Linked DNA regions of Homo sapiens: region 2 is linked to region 1. A link is a loop called in an ENCODE intact Hi-C map of the cell type or tissue named here. Cell type or tissue: IMR-90. All regions are shown on one strand. Links, peaks and the distances in the headings refer to the core of each region. The heading gives the core; the rest is flanking DNA.

What was found. A loop is a pair of places that touch in the nucleus more often than their neighbours do. Peaks named below come from ENCODE experiments on the same cell type or tissue, not always from the same donor. Only the 100,000 strongest peaks of a DNase experiment are listed, where the experiment ranks them.
Region 2: it touches region 1 in a loop (1.9-fold over the local background); 2 of 110 quality-filtered maps call a loop at or near these places.

The regions. Positions count from the first base shown.
Region 1 is chr5:96,062,461-96,072,598 of GRCh38, forward strand. All of the region lies in intron 1 of LOC101929710 (a long non-coding RNA gene), which reads left to right. It overlaps LOC105379096 (a long non-coding RNA gene), which reads right to left and starts at 10,007. Exons shown (of 4, transcript XR_001742447.2): 1 at 9,941-10,007. It also overlaps a transcript of CAST not described here. RefSeq lists an enhancer at 2,996-3,898. In IMR-90, for the core only: no CTCF peak of the experiment used is centred there; a DNase peak (open chromatin) is centred at 5,721; H3K27ac peaks cover 2,401 bases.
Region 2 is chr5:96,138,169-96,148,306 of GRCh38, forward strand. The region is part of intron 1 of LOC101929710 (a long non-coding RNA gene); the gene reads left to right. It also overlaps a transcript of CAST not described here. Among named protein-coding and RNA genes, the nearest start is that of MIR583, 64 kb to the left of the region's middle. In IMR-90, for the core only: no CTCF peak of the experiment used is centred there; DNase peaks (open chromatin) are centred at 4,813, 5,043, 5,473 and 8,663; H3K27ac peaks cover 2,786 bases.

The DNA of each region.
Region 1 (10,138 bases), core at 793-8,792:
GAAGCCCATGTGAAGAATTTGGGCTTCCAGTCCCCACAACTTTGGGATCTGTGGGTTTAGAGGTCCTGCTTCTCAGAAGATGAACACTTTTATCAAGGGCCAGCTTAACAGTCCTATGAAACTTTAAGCTGTGGCTGCCACCCCATCACTTCAGGTTCCTCAGGCCAAGAGAACAGCAGTGAAAAGAAGGGGTCACCATCCTGGCAGGGATAATTGGTCCTGAAAGAAAATAGTAAGGCTGCTGCTACCCAATGGGGGTGTGGAAAAATCTGGTTGGCACTTAGGTGGCTCACTCGGGAGTTTCTTAGTACTCCTTTGCTCAATTTTGAGAGTGAATGGAAAAGTATAGAAGTCATGGACTGAGAACATGTCCCGCAGTGATGAGGTCTGGGTCACCCCCCAAGTTAAGCTGCCTTGACCAGCAGAGACACTAGCTTGGGATGAAGAGGGTCAAGAATGAGGGCTCAAGAAGAGGGTCGAGATACAGTAGGAAAGCAATGCACTGAGTATCAGTTGTGGTCTTGACACCAGCTGCCCCACTAACACCTCCCTCTCTCACATAAACTTCTGCAGGAAGAGATGACCAATCAGAATCTTGGTAGACTTCCCCACAGAGAAAGCACACCAGATCAAGTACAGCCCAACCATTGTGCCACTTGTATTTCTGTACAAGTGGATATAAATCTGGTGTGCTGTCCACATCCTCCCTTCAGGACTGAGGGACTCATTCCCATAGTGGCTGGACTGCTGATGGCTGCTAGTTCTCAGCTGAATCTCTGCCTGGGTATTAGCTGAAGGGACCCATTCACTCAAGGTCATGACCCCCACCTGAGGGCAGCCCACAGCAAATGGCTGGTCAATGTGGAGTTATAAAGTCTCAATCCCTTGAGACTTGGGTGGTCCAAGTCAGAAGGACCATCCCAGCTCCAGAGAACCCTGTAGGATTGGCTGAGTCTTTTGTCGCTATTGTAATACAGTTCAACTACTCCTTGTGCCCATTCCTATATCTTGTGCTCCTCCATAGTTGTTGATCCCAAGGATACTTTCCAAGAACTTTCCCTCCTGAAAATATTCATCTCAGAGTCTGTTTCCCAAGGAATGCATCTGAAGTCATACTGTTTCTTAGTCTGATAAATCAGCAAAGAGCAGAGACCCCATTCAAACTCTTTACACGCAGACACACAATGGTACTTCAGTATACGATTCTGGTGTGTAGTCTTATTTAGTTGGGGGCTGTTGTAAGTACTTTACATGTCTCAGTTTATTTAATCATTTCAACAATTCTGGGAGGTTGCTACGTGTCATTCCCAATTTACAGATGAGGAAATTGAGGCAGAGAGTTTAGGTGCCTTTCTGAATTCATACAAGTAGTTACTGTCAAAGGTGAGATTTGAGATTTATCATTCTGCCTCCTACTATGCTATGCTGTTGTAAAGCTTTTGGAACACAAGAAGGTGTGTGTGTGCTGGAGGCTCCTAAGCCATCATTAGTGTACGTGAGACTGTGAGTAAGAGCTTCCCAAGCATACATGATCCATTCCTCAGTTTACCTGTGGGGAAGCTAACCTAGTAGTCATCATGGTTTATTCTCAGGTGGAGACAGGGGAATAATTTAACTTGGTTACCTGTTAAAGATGCATTTAGCTATTAGAGGATTTTAAGTGACCTAGATTTGTGTGTTTTATTGGCCATGAGAACAAAGAGGTAAATGGTAGCAAAGAGACAGTAGTTTTTTTTCTGCTTTGACTCCAGTATTTCTTGATGCTATTGACCAGGTGATAGTTAAAAGCCATGCTTGGTTCTCTTACCTCTTCTTACCCTCTATAAGAGTGAAGGTTGAATAGAGATTATTTCAGGGAGTGGAGAAAGTTAGAGACTCTCATAAACCTAGAGTTTCCAGACTTAATCTAAATTGTTTTTGCACAAAGCTAACTTTGATTATATAATATTCTGTTACAAATAAAGTTGGCATTAGAGTACTGCAGACAGCTGTTGAATGATAGGCAAAAGTATGTAATTGCAGCCCTCATAAAGATTTCATTTTTGTACTTTCATTTAAATTGATAATTAAATTTAAAGACATCAATCTTTATTAATTACAGAATGTGCCTAAACCCTGACCATGAGGATAGTTATTGTGGTAAAGTCTCTTGGTGCTGTCTGTCCAGTTATGAAACTTTTCTTCATTCACTTGTGCCTGATTTTCACAAGTGATATTCATTGTAGTTTGTGCCTGTGGCCTACAGGAGAAGAAAGCCACCTGTTTAACTATTTAAATAGTTATAAGCCCATAGTTGCCTGAAATAACCTAGTCTTTCGTAGAAAGGTATGAAATTCCCTTTTCTGGGAATTGTTTTTTGTTTCTGATTCTTGCCCTTGGTAACATTTATGCTACTATATTATTTCTATGCTATGTGCGTTAGTTAAACCAGCATAAAAATTAACAGAAGACTTCACAAAAAAGCCAGGCCAGATGTCCCCTTGCTTAGCTCCTTTTATCCTCTTTCCGCTGACTTCACATGTTGGTAATGGCTATGTATTTGGGTATATTTCTGGATTAAACATTTTAAAAGCTAACTGTTGCCTTCTGGTACTTGTTATTCCTGTTACCAATAGTTCCTAGTATTGTTAAAAAGTCCCTGATGAGTCAGTTCAAAAGGTTAGGGTTTAGTGAGAGGGATAGTACATTTCTTTTTGGTGGAAACTATTAACATATATAAGTCTTTGGCTTTTTTTTTTATCATTATTTCTTAAAACTTTGAAAGTATATTAATGAGTCAAATCAGCTTCCTTAAACATCAGTGAAATGTTTGGATTAACAATTTTTAAATTTTTATTTTAAAAAGCTTTAATGTTGTGAGGAAAAAAATTACTGGGGGAGGTACTCAAGAGAGCCTTTTGGGGTCCTGGAAATTCTTTATATCCTATGGTGGTTAATGATCTGTGTGTGTGTGTGTGTGTGTGTGTGTGTGTATTTATATGTATATATGTAGAAATTAATTGAGCTGTATGTTTAAAACTTATTCTCTATACTGTGTATATATTACAACACAGTAAGGCAAATTAATATTTTCTAGTTTTGAAGCATCTTTTATTTTAAAGCATTTAGAACATGAGATAAGGTAAGTGATAGGATTTTTTTAAAGTTGTAAAGCACTGTGCAACTAAAAGACACCACAATCTAGAAATAGAAATAGCATATTTGGTATACAAAGTGGGTTGTCCTCCACCCTGTAGGCATGGATCTTTTAAACCCTGGTTTAGCCCCTCAGCCTGTTGCCAGAGAGTGAATTCTCTTTGTGCTGAGATGACTCTTAGCTCTGCCCCTGCTGTGGGCCTTAAAGGTTTAATTCTAGGGCAATTAACCCACAGATCCTTTTCAAAGCTTGTCACCTTACTATGACTATGAAAGAGCACATATTGTCCCTGGTATGATCATGAACAAAGTTTCCAACAATTGAAGGGGAGTTCAGTGGAGTCAGGAACTGTATTAAGGAAATATATTACAGGGGCAGAGAGAGCACCTCCTAAGAGTGTAATGAGGAAGAGAACAGACTAGAACACTCCCATTCCTGTTAAAGCTTTGTTAAGCATTTTATGACAGAAAACTGCTAGTGCAGGCAGGTTAATGAAGAGAGAAGATGAAAAACTGTTCTGTGAGTTTCAAACTAGGTCTATCATTAAAAGAGGTTTAAGTGTCACTTGCAAGCCAGTACTTTGGAGACTGAAAAGTTGTAGTATACCCTTTTAGTGTGAATCTTGCTGACAGGGTCAGCCTGAACAATAGGGCTTTGATAGACAGCCTGTATCCCTTTTGCTATGACAGGGTTTGATCTCTTATCTCTTATGATTTCTGACTCTCTTTTCCCCATTGTCTCTGTACTGTTCCATTCATTCCCACTGCTTGCTATTTGATAATGATTTCTCTAACAACCTTTTTTTTTTTTCTTTTTTAATACCTCTGCACTTTCTGCCTATTTCTTTCCATTTTTAAGTCCTTTCTCTAGCTTGTTTTGAGCCAGTTTCAGGGCAAATTCTTGCCTGTCTTCCTCTCATCTGTTTCTCAGCTAGATCAGGTTTCATATCTCTTACTACTTCAGCCCATATAAGTTTTCCCTTTCCTGTTGTAGTTACCGTCTGACTTTCAATGTGGCACTTAATTATATAATTTCTGATCTTATTTGTTTTTTTAAATTTTTAAAAATTAAAATTTTTTTAGAGACAAGATCTAACTCTATTGCCTAGGCTGGAGTACAGTGGTGTGATCATACCTTACTGCAAGCTTGAACTCCTGGGCTCAAGCAATTCTCCCCCCTCAGTCTCCCTAGTAGCTAGGACTACAGGCATGCACCACCATGCCTGGCAAGTTAACAAAATTTTTTTTTTTGTAGAGATGGGGTCTTAGTATGTTGCCCAGGCTGGTCCCAAACTCCTGGCTTCAGTTGATCCTCCAGCCTCAGCCTCCCAAAGTGCTGGAATTACAGGTGTTAAGTCACTGCACCCAGCCCTGTTATTTCTTAAGTGATTCATATTTATGCCTTATTTCTCCAGTTTTCTTGGAGGGAAAGCATCACCTTCATTTTCTATCTACTTTAGGGGATAACACAGTGCTTTACATATAGTAAGCAATAAAACTACATCTGTGGGATAAACAAATTTATATTCAGGTTCCTATAATGTCAGGTACTCAATCCTTTGTTTAAAGTTAATGCCATGTAAAAATAGGTAATAGGGGTATTATATTTGAATTTCAAGCAATCTTGTGCTTAAGGTTATATTCTGTATTTTCTTTTTATTTTCCTTTTACAATTTAATCTGACAGTGGGGCCAATTTTATAGGTGTAGGAAATCCTTTGTCAAATATAGTCTTCCAGTAAATACATGTTTTAAATAATGCAATGTGGATATGGCTCATTATAGTCTCTAAATAATTACCAGGGCCCTTCAGTAAGGGAAATACTTTTCTGATGGATCATTAGGAATACATTTGTGGCAGACTTTTAAACCATTACTAATCATAGAGATGGTCTTAATTGCTTTCGAAGTGAAGAATTCTTTGAAATGTGAAGAATCACTTGCTAAACTTTCTGATTTGCTAGACTAGGTTTTCCTAAATTGGCCTAGTTTAAAATGGGCATACCTGTGCTTAAAAAGATCCAGAGACCTTCCACCTATCTGCAAATACAAAATTAGCAGTAATAACTGACAATCAGCCTCCTTTCCCTCTGTCAGTTATAGGGACTATTTAAGGCTATATCTTTTTCATGCTCTTGAAGTAATGTGAGGTTTAGATTTGACTCCCTTTAATCTGAAACACTGACTTAGCTCCAAACCACTTAACAGCCTGCCATTTTGCACTGGGAGGGGAAAAACAGCAATGTAATTTACTGTCCACATTTTATAGTTTTCCCTTAAAAAAAAAAAAAACTTGCTTACACAGTTCCTGTATTTGCACAGACTAGAGAGTGAAATGGCTTTTAAATGCAGCCCTGGCTGGGCAATGCCAGGAACCCACAGCAGCTGACAGGCCACTCTAGCTGGGGAAAGGCAGTCAGAGGTAAAGAGCATCTCTGGGAATAAAGGTGTCAGGGAGAGAGTGTGAGGGAAGATGTAGGCGGCACAGGTGGGAAGGACAGAGGGTCATGGCTGGCCTACGCTTCATAACTTACGTGCACATCTAGACACATCTTGATAACGATCCTGTCATCATTTTAGTCAGGCAGAAGCATTTCCTGGGCCCTGACTCATTGCTTGGGAATTTCTTCACCATTACCCTGTCTGAACCCTGGTCTCTTAGAGATCTAGCCAAAAGAACCTCTGGCCTTATATATTATCTCTATTACTGAATGAACAGTGTCTGTCTTGGGTCTTGTCTAGGAAAACGGAATAAGAAGCAGGATTCTTGAAGTCTCACCTTGAGAATCATGCTCCACCCCGCTAGAACTTTACCCTGACTCCTGGTCCCTGTGCCCTACTGCCTCACATTTTTCAACTTCTCCTGCTCCATATTCCCTTCCAGCTCCATCCATTCATGGAGCAGTTACTAAACATCTGATATGGGAACCCACCCACTGGACTAGTAAGGAACCCTGTATTAGTCAGGGTTCTTCAGAGAAACAGAACCAATAGGATTATGTGTGTGTGTGTGTGTGTGTGTGTGTGTGTGTGTATAATATGTGTATGTATGCACATGCCCAGTTAATTTTTAATTGTTCATGTATATATAATTAAACATATATGTATATTAATTTACATATTTATATACATATGCATAGTAAATGTGTATGTAAATACATATATGCATATATTTAACTTAAATATATACACATGTGTGTATATGTATAAAATATATTTTATATATACACACACACATATGTATATATATACACACACCTGTCTTCCTGTGTGTATATATACATATATACATACACCAATGTATACATTTTTACATATGGCTCTTGGTTTACATGTATACATACATGAAGACAAAATCGACAGGATGTATGCGTGTATGTATGTGTATATACGGATGTATATATGTATATATGTGCATGTGTATAACCAGATGTATATGTGTGTATGTGTGTGTATGTGTATATACAGATGTGTATATATATGTATACACATACACACACATCCTGTTGATTCCGTCTTCATGTATGTATACATGTAAACCAAGAGCTGTATGTATATATGTATACATTGGTGTATGTATATATGTATACATACACATGGGAAGACAGGTGTGTATATATACATATATATGTGTGTATGTATATAAAATATGTTTATATTACACATATATACACAAATATATGTGTATTTTAAGAATTTAAGATTTATTTTAAGAAACTGGCTTATGTGATTGTGGAGACTGGAAAGCATGTGTGTATGTATGTGTGTGTGTGTGTGTGTGTGTGTGTCTATGTGTGTGTGTGTGTGTGTGTGTCTATGTGTGTGTGTATGTGCATACATGCACATGCCCCAATAGTGTGTGTGTATCTATCTATCCATCTATCTTTTTTTAATTAAAAAATTTTAAGAGACAGGGTCTTGCTCTGTCACCCAGGCTGGAGTGCAGTGGTGCAATCGTAGCTCACGGTAGCCTTCACTCCTGGGCTCAAGTGGTCCTTCCATCTCAGCCTTCAGAATAACTAGCCCTACAGGTGTGTGCCACTACATCTGGGTAATTAAACTTTTTTTTTTTTTTTTTTTTTTTTTGTAGAGAGGGAGGTCTTGCTGTGTTGCCTAGGCTGGTCTTGAACTCCAGGCCTAAAGCAATCCTCCTGCCTTCACTTCCCAATGCGCTGGGATTACAGGCATGAGCCACCACACCCAGCCTATCTATCTTGATTTGTTTTAAGGATTTGGCTCATGTAGATGCGGAGATTGGCAAATCCAAATTATGCAAGCCAGGCATGATGGTTCACACCTGTAATCTCAGCACTTTGGGTGGGCGATGTGAGAGGATCGCTTGAAGCCAGGAGTTTGAGACTAGCTTGGCCAACAAAGCAAGACCCTGTCTCTACAAAAATAAACCAGGGAAGTGTTGAGGTTGAAGCTTAAGTCTGAAGACAGTCTGGAGACATAATTCTCTCTTCCTTAGGGAAGGTCAGCCTTTATTCTCAGCCTTTATTCTATTAAAGCCCTCAAATGATTGGATGAGGCCCAACAACATTATGAGGGTAATATACTTCACTTAAAGTTTCATGATTTAAATATTAATCTCACTATCCCTAGTCAAGTAATTATTCCTTCCTCTCCATTTCCAAAGCCCTTTGTTTATAACTGCTATGGAACCTACCACAAGGCTCATAACTTGATTTATAGTTGTTTATTTATGTAAGCATCTTCCTAACTAGACATTTATTAATCAAGGACAAGGGCCCATATTATTTTCCTTTGTCAGAGTCACTATCTGTGATGACTGATTTTATGTATTAATTTGGGTAGGCTATAGTACCCACATATTGAAGGGACAGGATTCACAGTATGAGAAATTCTTCAAACACAGAATGCACGTTCACAAGATGCTGGGTGGCCACAAACATGCCTACGTTAGTGAGTGAAGAAGAGGGAGGAATCAAAACTGATTCCAAGTTTTCTCATTTAGCAGCTGGGTGATTGGCGATGTTGTGACCAAGGCAAGGAAAATGGGAGGACTAGATCTGTGGGACAGAAAGACAAAATTGAGTTTTTGTTTTTGAATACGTTGAATTGAAGATATCTGCAGCACATCAGTGTGGAGACAGTTGTACAATAGACAGAAATTTGGGTTCTAGGCTTAAAATAGCAGATAGGACTAGAGATATAAATTTCGTAACCACCCTATAGATGTGGCAATAGACAAGGCTAAACAGGAAGTATGTAACCCTAGGAACATCTGCCCCAGAAGGGCAGGTGGAAGAGGAGGAATGCTCGCCCAAGGACTAAGGAGAACAAGTTGGGGAGGTATAAGGAGAATCCAAAGACTGAGAAATCTACAGTGTCATGGAAATCAAAAGTGCAAAGGAAGAAGGTGGTGAGCAAGAAAGTGAAATGTTACAGAGAGATGAGTAGAGTGAGGACTAAAGGGCACTGGATTCCCCAGGCAGGAGGTCATTGGTGGTATGCAGAGGTGCTTTGCCTTAGGCCAAGATCACGACCCATTTAGGGTAGACAGTCACATGCTGTGGGCCTCTCCTCAGCCCTCACCAATATACAACATTCATCCTTTTGTACCCACCCTTCCCTCAGTCCCCGCAGTGTCCCTTCTCAAGCCCACTTCACCCTATATTTCCTAACAACCCTTCCCCAAACCAGCACCCCATTTGAGTCTCAGGTCCCAGCTCTATGCTTTCCCAGACACACCATTCCCCCAGCTACTACCACCATTACCATCTCTCTGTCTCCAGTCCCTTTCAGTTCTCTTTGGTATTTTTCTGATTGTAGAATCACTTGTCTAGCACTCGTATATCAGTCCCCAGGCATGAACCAGTTTCTCTGCTTCCCTTTTTTCCATCCCTATTCCTAGGCATCCTTCCTACCCACCAATGGCACTGTCATTTTCCCCAAAGTCCTACCAATACTTCATGGACCAGCCCTCACCTGTACCCAAAGTTTTCCTGGCACCAGGCCTATTGTTCTTAATCTTTGGAGACTTTCCTGGCCAGCCTAGACCTACTTTTCTTTGCTTGTCTCTCACCTTTCTGGTTTTTCCTCTCACTTGGGATGCTGTTTTACTCCCCGGATTATGGTCCTTCCTTACTTTTGTATCTATCCTTTTTCCTTATCTGCTAGTTTTTTTAAAAAAAGTTTTAAAAAGCCATTATCTTTCAGAGATACATAATGAAATATTTATTGATGCAGTGCTATGACTGGGACTTAATTCAAAATATTTGGAAGTGGGGGCAAGTGAGTTGATATAAATGAAGAAATGATTGGTCATAAGTTGAAGCTGGTCATGGGTCATTGTTGAAGCTGACCGGTACATGGGTACATAATTTATATTACTCTCTCTACTTTTATATATGTTTAACATTTTCCAATGAAAGGTTTTAATGCAAATTAAATTGATACAAAGAAAACTAATATTGATTAGAAAAGAAAACTTAAATTGATAAAAAATATAATAATACAGATGTGGCAAAAGTCATGGAGGTAATATTTGAATGCCTGGTGTTGGGAAAACACTAAAACAATAGAAAAGGAGCTCAGAATGGGTGGGGTATGGAGCATTATACCTTGAGGAGGGAGGAAAGAAGCCTTGGTAGTTATATTGTTAAGGCCTGACCCTCGTGGTTGTGGAGTCCTTATACTCTTCAGGGAGTAAGGGGTTGAAGAACAGGTAGGACTTGAAAGAACAATTTTGAAACAGCCACTGTGTGGAGGAGGAAGGAAGCCAGCCAAAGGTTAGCAGCAGCTACGGCTGGAGAACATGAATTTGCAGGAGAGCTACTCACCAGTGTCTTCATGACTTAAATGTCTTCTAAGTGACTCTAGGAGCTTTTACAGGTGCTTCAGCCTTTCTGCAAAAAATGAGAAGCATTTTCCTTAAATCAACTAAGATGTAAACTGCCCATGAAACCCATTTGTCTCTTTAAACTCTGTTTTACATATTGAGTTTCAGGGAGGATTTTCATAGAAAAAAAGTCCACTGT
Region 2 (10,138 bases), core at 867-8,866, 76 kb after region 1:
GACGTATGAATTTAGGTTCTTTTTTTTCTTTTAACATATGGTTATCTAACTGTTTCAGCACCATTTATTGAAAAGACAATCCTTTTTTTCATTGAATTGCCTTTGCTTCTTCCTCAAAGATAAAATGATCATATTTATGTAGGTCTATTTCTGTACTCTCTATTCTGTTGCATTGTCTATTATTTTTGTAATAACACATTGTCTTGATCTCTATAGCTTTATATTAAGGCTTTATATTAAGTCCTCCAACACTGTTCTTCTTCTTTAGTTATTGTGGTGGCAATTCTAGGTCTTTTGCCTTACCATATACACTGTAGAGTCAGTTTTTCAATAGAGACGAAATACCTTGCTGGGATTCTGGTTGGGGTTGCTTTAAAGTTACAGGCCAAGTTGGGAAGAATTGATACCTTAACAATGTGTGTTTTAATTCATAAACACAATATTTCTCCATTTATTTAGATGGTTTTTATTTCTTTCATCAGAATTTCATATTTTTTGATATATAGATTTTGTATATATACATAAGTATTTTATTTTATTTTTTGGGTGCTATTTTAAATGGTATTATTTTTTAAGCTTCAGATTCCAATTGTTCATTGCTTTTATACAGAAAAAGAATTGGACTTGCTTATTAGTTCCAGGAATTTTGTTGTTATTGTTGTTTCTTTGGGATTTTCTACATGGACAATCATTGCTATTTGTAAATACAGTTTTATTTCCTCATTTATAATTTGTTTATTTTTTATTTCCTATTTTTGTCTTATTGCACAAACTAGGACTTCTGGTACAATGCTTAAAGGAGTGGTGAGAGGAGGCATCCTCACCTTGCACCTAATTTAAAGGAGAAAGTGTCCAGATTTTCACCTATATGTATGAAGTGAGCTGTGGGTCTTCTGTAGAAGTTCTTTATAATTTTCAGGAAGTTCTCCTCTATTCCTGGTTTGCTGTATGTCATCTATTTTGCAAATATCATTCCCATTCTATAATTTCTCTTTATATTTTATTTGATTTCTTGCCATATCTACATTTTATGCTTATTTAGTTTAATAATCTCCATTCTCTAAGATCTTCCTATATAAAGTCTCATATAAACTTCAAGCTCCTTTTATCACTACCTCTTGCATTCTCCCTTTATTTCTCTCTCCAATGCCTAAGACTTCCTAGTGTTTTAGGGCTTAGTGTCTAGGAGTCAGCATTTTCTGGGTTCAATTCCTAGATCTCCACTTACTAGTTACCTAATCTTGGAAAATTTAACCTCTCTGAGTTTTAGTTTTCTCCTCTGAAAAAGTTGGGGTAGTATAGCTTTCTCACAATGTCCTTGTAACATATATATATACACATATATATATGTGTATATATATACATATATATATGTATATGTATATATATGTGTGTGTGTGCTTAACAAGTCGTTGCTGTTATGTTTATTTTTTATGAAGAAAGTTGCTGTATTTTTTTCATTCTGGAAAGCATTAAGATGACATAATCAGTTTTGTGGCATATCTGGGGAACAAAAGTGGCCAGGATATAGCTCCATTTATGCGACTATTTTCTTCTGTAAGTAGATAATTATCTTTGTCATATTCTAGGTCCGACCATGTTATGTCACTGTTATAAATAATATTCCCCTTCTAATTACTAATTTTGACCTGAACAATAGAAGTGGTATTAAATTTTTATTGCAGTAAAACTTTAAGAGGGTGGGAGGGCAAACTCTCATCAGACATAAATAAAATGTGGCTAGAACCTAGAAAGTTGATTGCTTAAATGCTTTACATCCATTGCAAGGAATAAAAAGGGTTACTAGTACACAAAAGAAAAGTCTTAGTGTACCATTATTTCATATTGATATTCAAATGGAGTTTGTAGTTCAGCACACACAGTTGGCTGTGGAGAAGTTGATGATGGCTGTTCTTCTTTGTCACAGTAGTCATTTTGTATTTCTTAGATTGACATCCTAAATTAGGAACCACTTGGCTAGAAATAGCTAGGGTTCTACTGGGGAGAGGATTTAATTGGGAATATGCTCTTGGAACTTCTGAATTTGAAGAAGTGTGGTTGTTGAAAGCATATCAAGTATTTGGAAAGTAATATTTGCCAACCATGTGAAATCAACATTATTCCTGGGCTGGAGATTGAGCTATTTGGGTGCCAGGAACCCGTTGTTTCTCTTGCTTTAAATTGCTTAACCTTTCTTGATTTCTTCAGATATAAAAGTTATCATACTTTTCATTATTTAGATCACAGAATCTTGTGAGAACAGAATAGAATAATGCAGGTCTAAGATTCTTCATTTGCTTTCATTACTTATAGGCTGAAATCTCAATTCTTTTGGCAAACTCATGGTGGCTGAAAGCACGGTTTTTAGAGTTAGATAAATGCTCTGAGCCCAGATTCTGACTCTGCCACACACAGCTATGGCCTTGGACAGTTTACTTGACCTCTCCAATCTTCAAATTTCTTACTTATAAAATGGAGATAATGATAATCTCTTCCTGAGTTGGTTGGTGCGAGAGTTATGTTGGGTAATGTATTTACAGTGTAAGCACAGCACTTCATGCATTATCTGTGTTCAGCAGTGATAGCTGCTGGTATCCTCATCACCATGACACATAAGGCCTTTGTTACCTGGTCTTTCCAACTTCATCTGGCATCATTACCCCTATCAATTTATCCTTGTTCATCCTGAATATATTTCTCTATTGTAACACTCCTCACTCTATTGTAACACTCCTTACCTCCTGACTTTTATTCACCATTACACTGTGTCTTTTTGATGTTAGAAATGTTACCTTATTCATAGCTGGATCTTCTTTAGTTAACATATAGTGGGATTGCCGCCAGTTAACTCGAGAAAATTATGCATAGAATTAAACTAATATAGGGATAATCATAAATATGTAGGAATTTGTCAGATAAATGTATATTCATTATACATTCAGATAAATGTATATTCATTATACATTAATGATTCACTGCATTCATAATTCAGTGAATGATAATTCCTATGTATGTAATACATCTTAAACTGGTGGCCAATGGGCCAAATTAAGTATATTGACCTGTTTTGTTTGGATTTTTGATGTTAAAATAAATCAGGAGACTTTACAACAAACATCTGAATTTCTGGCTTCTCTTGAGAAGGTTAGCGAGCTGGCAACACTAAACCTCCATCGCATAGAAATGGTTGGCATTCTCCAATTAGATTCGTTTTCTACTCAAATGATAAGTAACATAGACACCTCACACTAGTGGCTTTTTGTGTGGCCACCAGCTAAAAGTTCATCCTTTCCCCCAGAAAAAAACAATTTGATAAATGCAGAATAGGGAATTGCATTCCTCTTTACTTATTCCCAGATGGGTGGGGTATAACTGCTCTACCTGAAGGAGCAAACGCGGACACCCACACCATGCCCCAGTTTGCCTAACCAATGTTCTTAAACAGGTTTGATCTTACTAAAGTCTATATCTCTATTGCTATGTATAGTCTTGCTATTGAAAATCCTATTCAAAGCTGCTATTGTTGATTTTATTCTGTGCTCTTCTGAGAAGTCCTACAGCTTGTAAAGATAAACTTGAGTTGTTTATGGAGATGGTTTGTGTTGGATGAGCTCTGTTCTCTTACTTACAACCCTACGACCAATGGGCACATGGTGTCAGCCACATAGTGACAGAGTGGAGGGGCGGCATGCGCTAATGTTAGGAGGGTGTGTAGCCGAGTATTTGACATTGGCATCAGGCCAGCTTACAAGTTTTTTCTTTTTGAGTGTACACATAAATGTTGACCATTTGAGGAGTTAAATGTTTGTTATCTTCTGTGGTTACAAGTTCATTCCATAAATGCCCATGCTTAGGAGAATCCCCAGAAAGAACAAAGGAAAATGATTTAGCAATAATCTCATTAATTTGGTCAATGTAGACATTCCAATTGGCTATATCATATTCCTTTTAAAATTTGAATTGGCCAGGCACAGTGGCTCACACCTGTAATCCCAGTACTCTGGGAGGTCGAGGCAGGCAGATCACAAGGTCAGGAGTTCGAGACAGCATGGCCAACATGGTGAAACCCCGTCTCTACTAAAAAAATACAAAAATTAGTCAAGCATGGTGGCGTGTGCCTGTAATCCCAGCTACTCGGGAGGCTGAGAGGCAAGAGCATTGCTTGAACCTGGGAGGCAGAGGTTGCAGTGAGCTGAGATTGTGCCACTGCACTCCAGCCTGGGCAACACAGCAAGACTCCATCTCAAAAAAATTTTTGAGTTGTGCACTTTTTAATTGTTTACATCGACTAACACTTTATTCTGTATTTTACAGGCACAGCATAAAAGGCAGATTAAGCAAAAAGATAGTATTTTTCTCTGGGCAGAGTGTGGAAATTTGAAGCTCTTATCAGACTTTGATACCTATAAATGTTAAATTATACTAGGTTGGCACTTCCTGTATTTCCTTGTCATTGAATATATTTTCTTCTTCTTCAGCCCCAAGTGAACTTTCAACAATGTGTCTTTAATCTACTCACATGAGAAGAGGTATGGTGGAGGTGCAGTGGGAAAATACTTAAAAATGTACTAAAAATTGTGTATAATTCAGCTTAAATACAGGAATAAACATGATTTGTGTGAGGCTTGGCAGCTTCCCATTCCTCTTTCAAAATAAAGCACATCTGAAACACCTTCACAGGGCATGTACTAATTAGCTCTTGGTGTTTGCTAGTTATTGTGTTATTACCTAATCTTATCCAGTCAGACATCCAAAAGGAGGCCCATTTCCAAGAGGCAGTATGATTCAGTAGATTAGAAACAGACCCTGAAGTTTGACACTCTGGTGCTGCTGACTTACCAGATTCTTGGGAAAATCACTCCACGTTACAATGTCTGAGTTTCAATAAGGGAGAACGGTTTTCTTTCTTCCGACTTCAACATAATGATATTGTAACAACTAAAAGTAAATTGCTGTAAAAGACAATTCAATGACCATAATAAGAAGTAATTGGATGTATATATAAACAATATTTATAAGAGGATGTAATAACAGTGATGCAATTTTCCTTCCCACATGACTCTATTACAGGCATGATTTCTCTTGTAAAAACAGGAACTCTCACACAGTCTTCTTATCTGACCTGTGAAATGGACTTGCTGGGTTAACTGAGACTCCACTGAGGTGGGGATAGTGTGCCACCTGTATGCACTTTTAATCTATAGCTTAAATCTCCTCTGTGAAGCCTTCTCCAGCATCTTCCCCCATCTAATCCCCTGACCCAGTTGAATTTGCTCTCTTGCTATTGATACCACTTAACTTTTCTTACAGAAGCTGTGACCCAGAATTGAATTGTCATTTTCATGTGGGCCGATTCCTAAACTGAGTGCCTTGAGGGCAGGACCCAGGGCGGGTAGAGTGCCTGGTCCCCAGCTGCCTGCTAGATATATGTTTATTGAATGGATGAGTCTAACCATTAACAATGGTGCTTGGGTAAACATTTACTTTAATGAGGCTAAGTTATTTCAACTCTATAAACCTCAGATTTTTCCATCTGTGAATGAGGATTTGGACAAGCTTGTAAAAAAAAGTTCCCTTACAAGTCCAAATTTGAGTCTGATTTTGTATATTGTAAAACATGGCAAATATATATAACCTAATGCATTTATAGAGCCTTTTTTTGGATGATGTGAAAAACAAAGATTTGAGTTTCACTTATTGAAATGTTATTTTTAAATTTTTATTTATTAGTGTCTTTGTACTCATTTTTATTTCAGAAAGTATTGCTAAATAATGAGAATTAGGCAATCAGACACTTGAGGGGCTATTTGTTTCTATACATATACTTGGTAGGACGGCCTCTGAGAATTATAGCAAGAAAATGAACAATTACTTAATATACTTATGTAAAGTCAAATAATGAAAAATTGAGGCAGTAAAACATAATTAGGTGTCTTGACGGCCAGAACATAACAATTATGACTGTCACCAATGATTATTGTCCTAAGTGAAAATGCATCCGTTTTGGTGGAAACATTAATATTTGAAAGTTATCATTAAGAATTTTGATATATTAAAAATTTCAGGTAGACAGAGGCTTCTATGTACATATAGAATTAACTTTGTTAATACCAGATGACCCATCTTGTTATAACATGACTACTGACTCCATTCTTTCAAAGATTGAAAGACTGACCAAAACGGAGTTTGAGACCTGCCCTTTCTTTAGCACTTTTTAAGGTGCTGAAAGCCTTGTTTTTCCTCTTCCCAGACCTGACTTGCTTTGGGAAGCTCAAAGCTGCAGAGCCTGTTTAGCCGCTGCTATTTACATGACTAAGGTTTGTATCCCAATTGCTTTTAGTTGAGAAAGCACCTTTAAGACATTTAGTGATGCTTGTGCTTGGAGGTATTTATATTTGAAATTCTTCTTTATCACTTCTTTACTTCCACTTTGGCCTCTTTTGCTTCTTTCTTTGCTATGACTGTCATTCATTTGTTCGTTCATAAACACATACCCAGACACCATTTTTTTTTTTTTTTAGACGGAGTCTCATTGTGTCACCAAGGTGTAGTGCAGCAGCGTGATCTCGGCTCACTACAACCTCTGGGTTCAAGTGAATCCAGGTTCAAGCGATTATCCTGCCTCAGCCTCCTGAGTAGCTGGGACTACAGGTGCGCACCACCATGCCCAGCTAATTTTTTTTTGTATTTTTGGTAGAGACGAGGTTTCACCATGTTTGCCACTTTTATATACCGAACACTTTGCTGGGTTCTGGAGATAGAGAGATACGGGTATGCTCCTCACCCTCTAAAATTTACTGCCCATATAATTTTTCTGGGTTAGAGGTCTTTGCAAGTTGCTCTTTTGCTAGTTGTAGCCTCTCGGCATGTACTTATACTTTGAATACTTAGCTTTTGACTCTTAGCTTTAAATAATTGATTCCTAAGTGCTGTAACATATTTGTGAACATCAACCTGCCCAAGCTGTCTTCAGCTATCAGTTAATAGCTATGATCACTTAATATTAGTTTATCTTTCATTTTGCAAGTATGTGTTTTCCCAAAGAAATTCAGAACTAGGATAATGCTTTTGCAGCTGTAAACTTTCTGGTAATCATGTTCTTGATCTTGTTTGGTTACTACATTTAGGGATAAATGTGGAAAGGAGAATTTTTATTTAGGTTGCAAAAATCTGACTCCTCCCTTAACTAAACTCTATTGAAATTCTCTGACGAGATTATGAACTTCTTGCTTCCATTTCTTTGTATTTCGCCTTAACAGTTATGGATGTAGAAGACAAAGACTCAGATGTCTATTTGACACCCATGGGATAGGTAGTAAAATTACTACAAGCTTCCAGAGCCAAGGTTGGAGAAACAACTTACATTTTTTTTAATGTAAGCCAAAGGAGAGGGAAATATTAGGAAAAGGTCATTGCAAGGAGCCATGTTAAGTTAGTTTGTTTGAACCAGAGAGAAATTTTTGGTAAGTAGAACCTATTAAAATTTGACTTTAATAGTACTTTTCAAAAACAATAAAAGTGAATGTTTGATTCTCTATTGCTTTATATCTTTCCTCTTCCCCTCAAACTTGGTGGTTTAAAACAATAGCCATTTTATTATATCTCCTAAATCTCTGGGCTGACTGTGTTCAACTGGGAGGTTCTTCTGCTCCACATAAAGTCATCTGGGGCTGTAGCAATCTCAGCTCAACTGGCCCAGGGCATGTAAGATGGCATACTTACATAGTGGATGGTTGATGCTAGCTGACAGCTGGTAGCTCAGTTGGGGCTGTCAGCTGGGGGTCTTAATTCTCCTTGAGGCTGCTTTTGCCTCCTCATAGCATGGAAGCTGCCAGTCCTCTTAAAGTCTAGGCTTACTGGCACAGCTTCACTTCTGCCACATTCCAATGGCCAAAGCAGTTACAGGCCCAACTTATATTTAAGGGGGTGGAGAAACAGATTCCACCTTTCAGTGGGGGCATGACAAAGAATTTGCAGTTATCTCTGATCTATATAGCAAGGCTATGTGCAATTAATCACTGTAAAAGCTGATGTTTGAAAAAAAATGAGGGGCATAAAAAGTAGGAATTTGAACATAAGTTGTCTGCTGACCGCATGTGATATAAAGGGAGAAATTAGCTGCATGAGAATCACATTCAGGTGGACTCAAGGAAGAGCATCACATTCAGGTGGACTCAAGGAAAGGTTGCCTTAGACCAATTCCACCAGAATTACCAGGAAGATGTGTTAAAATGCAGATTGCTAGGACCCACTGCCAGAGTTTCTGATTCAGCAGGCCTCAGGCAGGGCCTGGGAATTTATGTTTCTAACAAGTCTTCAGGTGATGCTGATGCTATTGGTCTTGGGAACTACACTTTGAGAACCACTGCTTTAGACTGTGCAGGACCAGGAAAAGTGAGAACATTTAAATAGACAAAAAAAGGAATATTATTTTTCCTCTAATGCTATTTTTAGAAGCCTAGTGTCAGCAGCTTAAATTTAAGTTCTAGGCCACAGCAAACACATTAACATACAGCCTTTTTTTTTGTCAGGGTAACTAACCCTAGTGCTGCAACATCAACCCATGACATCTCATTAGCTTAACACAGCAAAGTTTTCTTCTCACTCATGTAAAGTTCATTGTGACTCAGCAGCTTCCCTGTCTGTGTCAGTATACCATCTGGAACATGTGGCTCTCAGTGTTGCTGAGGCAGGGGAAGAAAAGGGAAGAGAGTGAAGAATGAAGCACACTGGCTCTTAACTGCCTCAGTCAAGAAGTGACACGGTTACTTTGTATCAAAGTCCATTGGTCAGAACTAGTCATATGACCTCAATCTTAAGTGCAAAGGAAGCTGGGAAATGTAGGAGCGCACATGGATAGTCAGCAAGCCCTACCTGTCTCTACCACAGTACCAGATAACTTTAGTGCCCCATGTTCTGTGATTATGCACAGCTGGAAGTGGAAAGAGTTTCATGAGCCCTCAATTGTAGGTACACTTATAATTATTCCAACATTGTCATTATTACTTTTTAAATATTTATTATCATCTGTGAATAATTTATGGTTTTATTCGTAGTTTTCTATGTGGCATTAAACAGAATGCCTAATGACATCACTGTTTCGAAAGAAGATCTGTTGTAAAAACTACTTTTAACCTTGTTACAAATAATTTGGGGCCGGGCGCGGTGGCTCACGCCTGTAATCCCAGCACTTTGGGAGGCCGAGGCGGGCGGATCACGAGGTCAGGAGATCCAGACCATCCTGGCTGACAGGGTGAAACCCCGTCTCTACTAAAAATACAAAAATTAGCTGGTCTTGGTGGCGGGCGCCTGTAGTCCCAGCTACTCAGGAGGCTGAGGCAGGAGAATGGCGTGAACCTGGGAGGCGGAGCTTGCAGTGAGCCGAGATCGCACCACTGCACTCCAGCCTGGGCGACAGAGCGAGACTCCGTCTCAAAAACAAAACAAAACAAAACAAAACAAAACAAAAACCCCAAAAAAACAAAAGAACAAATAATTTGGTAAGGCTTTGTTACATCATTCTAGCTGTTCTATTGAAGACTGATTAAAGAAGCCACCACCTCTTTTTCTTTCTCATTTTGCCAACCACACAATTCTTTAGGTAAGTGTCAAAGTGATTACTTATGCTGCCGTAGTCTAGATAGCCTGTGCAGATCAGCAACAGGACATTATCAGCACTTTAAAACCATCTTATGGTCATTTTTGAAAATAAAAAAAGAAATTAATTTTTATCCCATCCATCCACATGAATCCCACTGTTAGCTCAGTATTAGAAAATGTGGTACAGAATATTGTCAGTGAGAAACAAAACAGAAGTTTGGTTCAATTTCATCATCGGACTTATTGCTATTGCCTATCTTTTGTCTGGAATTCTTTTCTTACGGTGACTTCACAAAATTGACACTGTGAGAGGGACTATTGGTCACACAGGGACTCTTTGGTCATGAGAAAATAGTTCCTAGTTTTCTTCTGCTGATGGGAAGATTTGTTTGGCAGATAAAACCTCAGGAACATGCTATGTACCCAGTCTCAGCAGGTTTGAGGCAAATTTCCATTTTAATTTTGTCTCTCAAATTCTGTTGGCTTAATCAACACCTCTGATATGTTGAAACAATATGATAATGATTTTTTTTGTGGA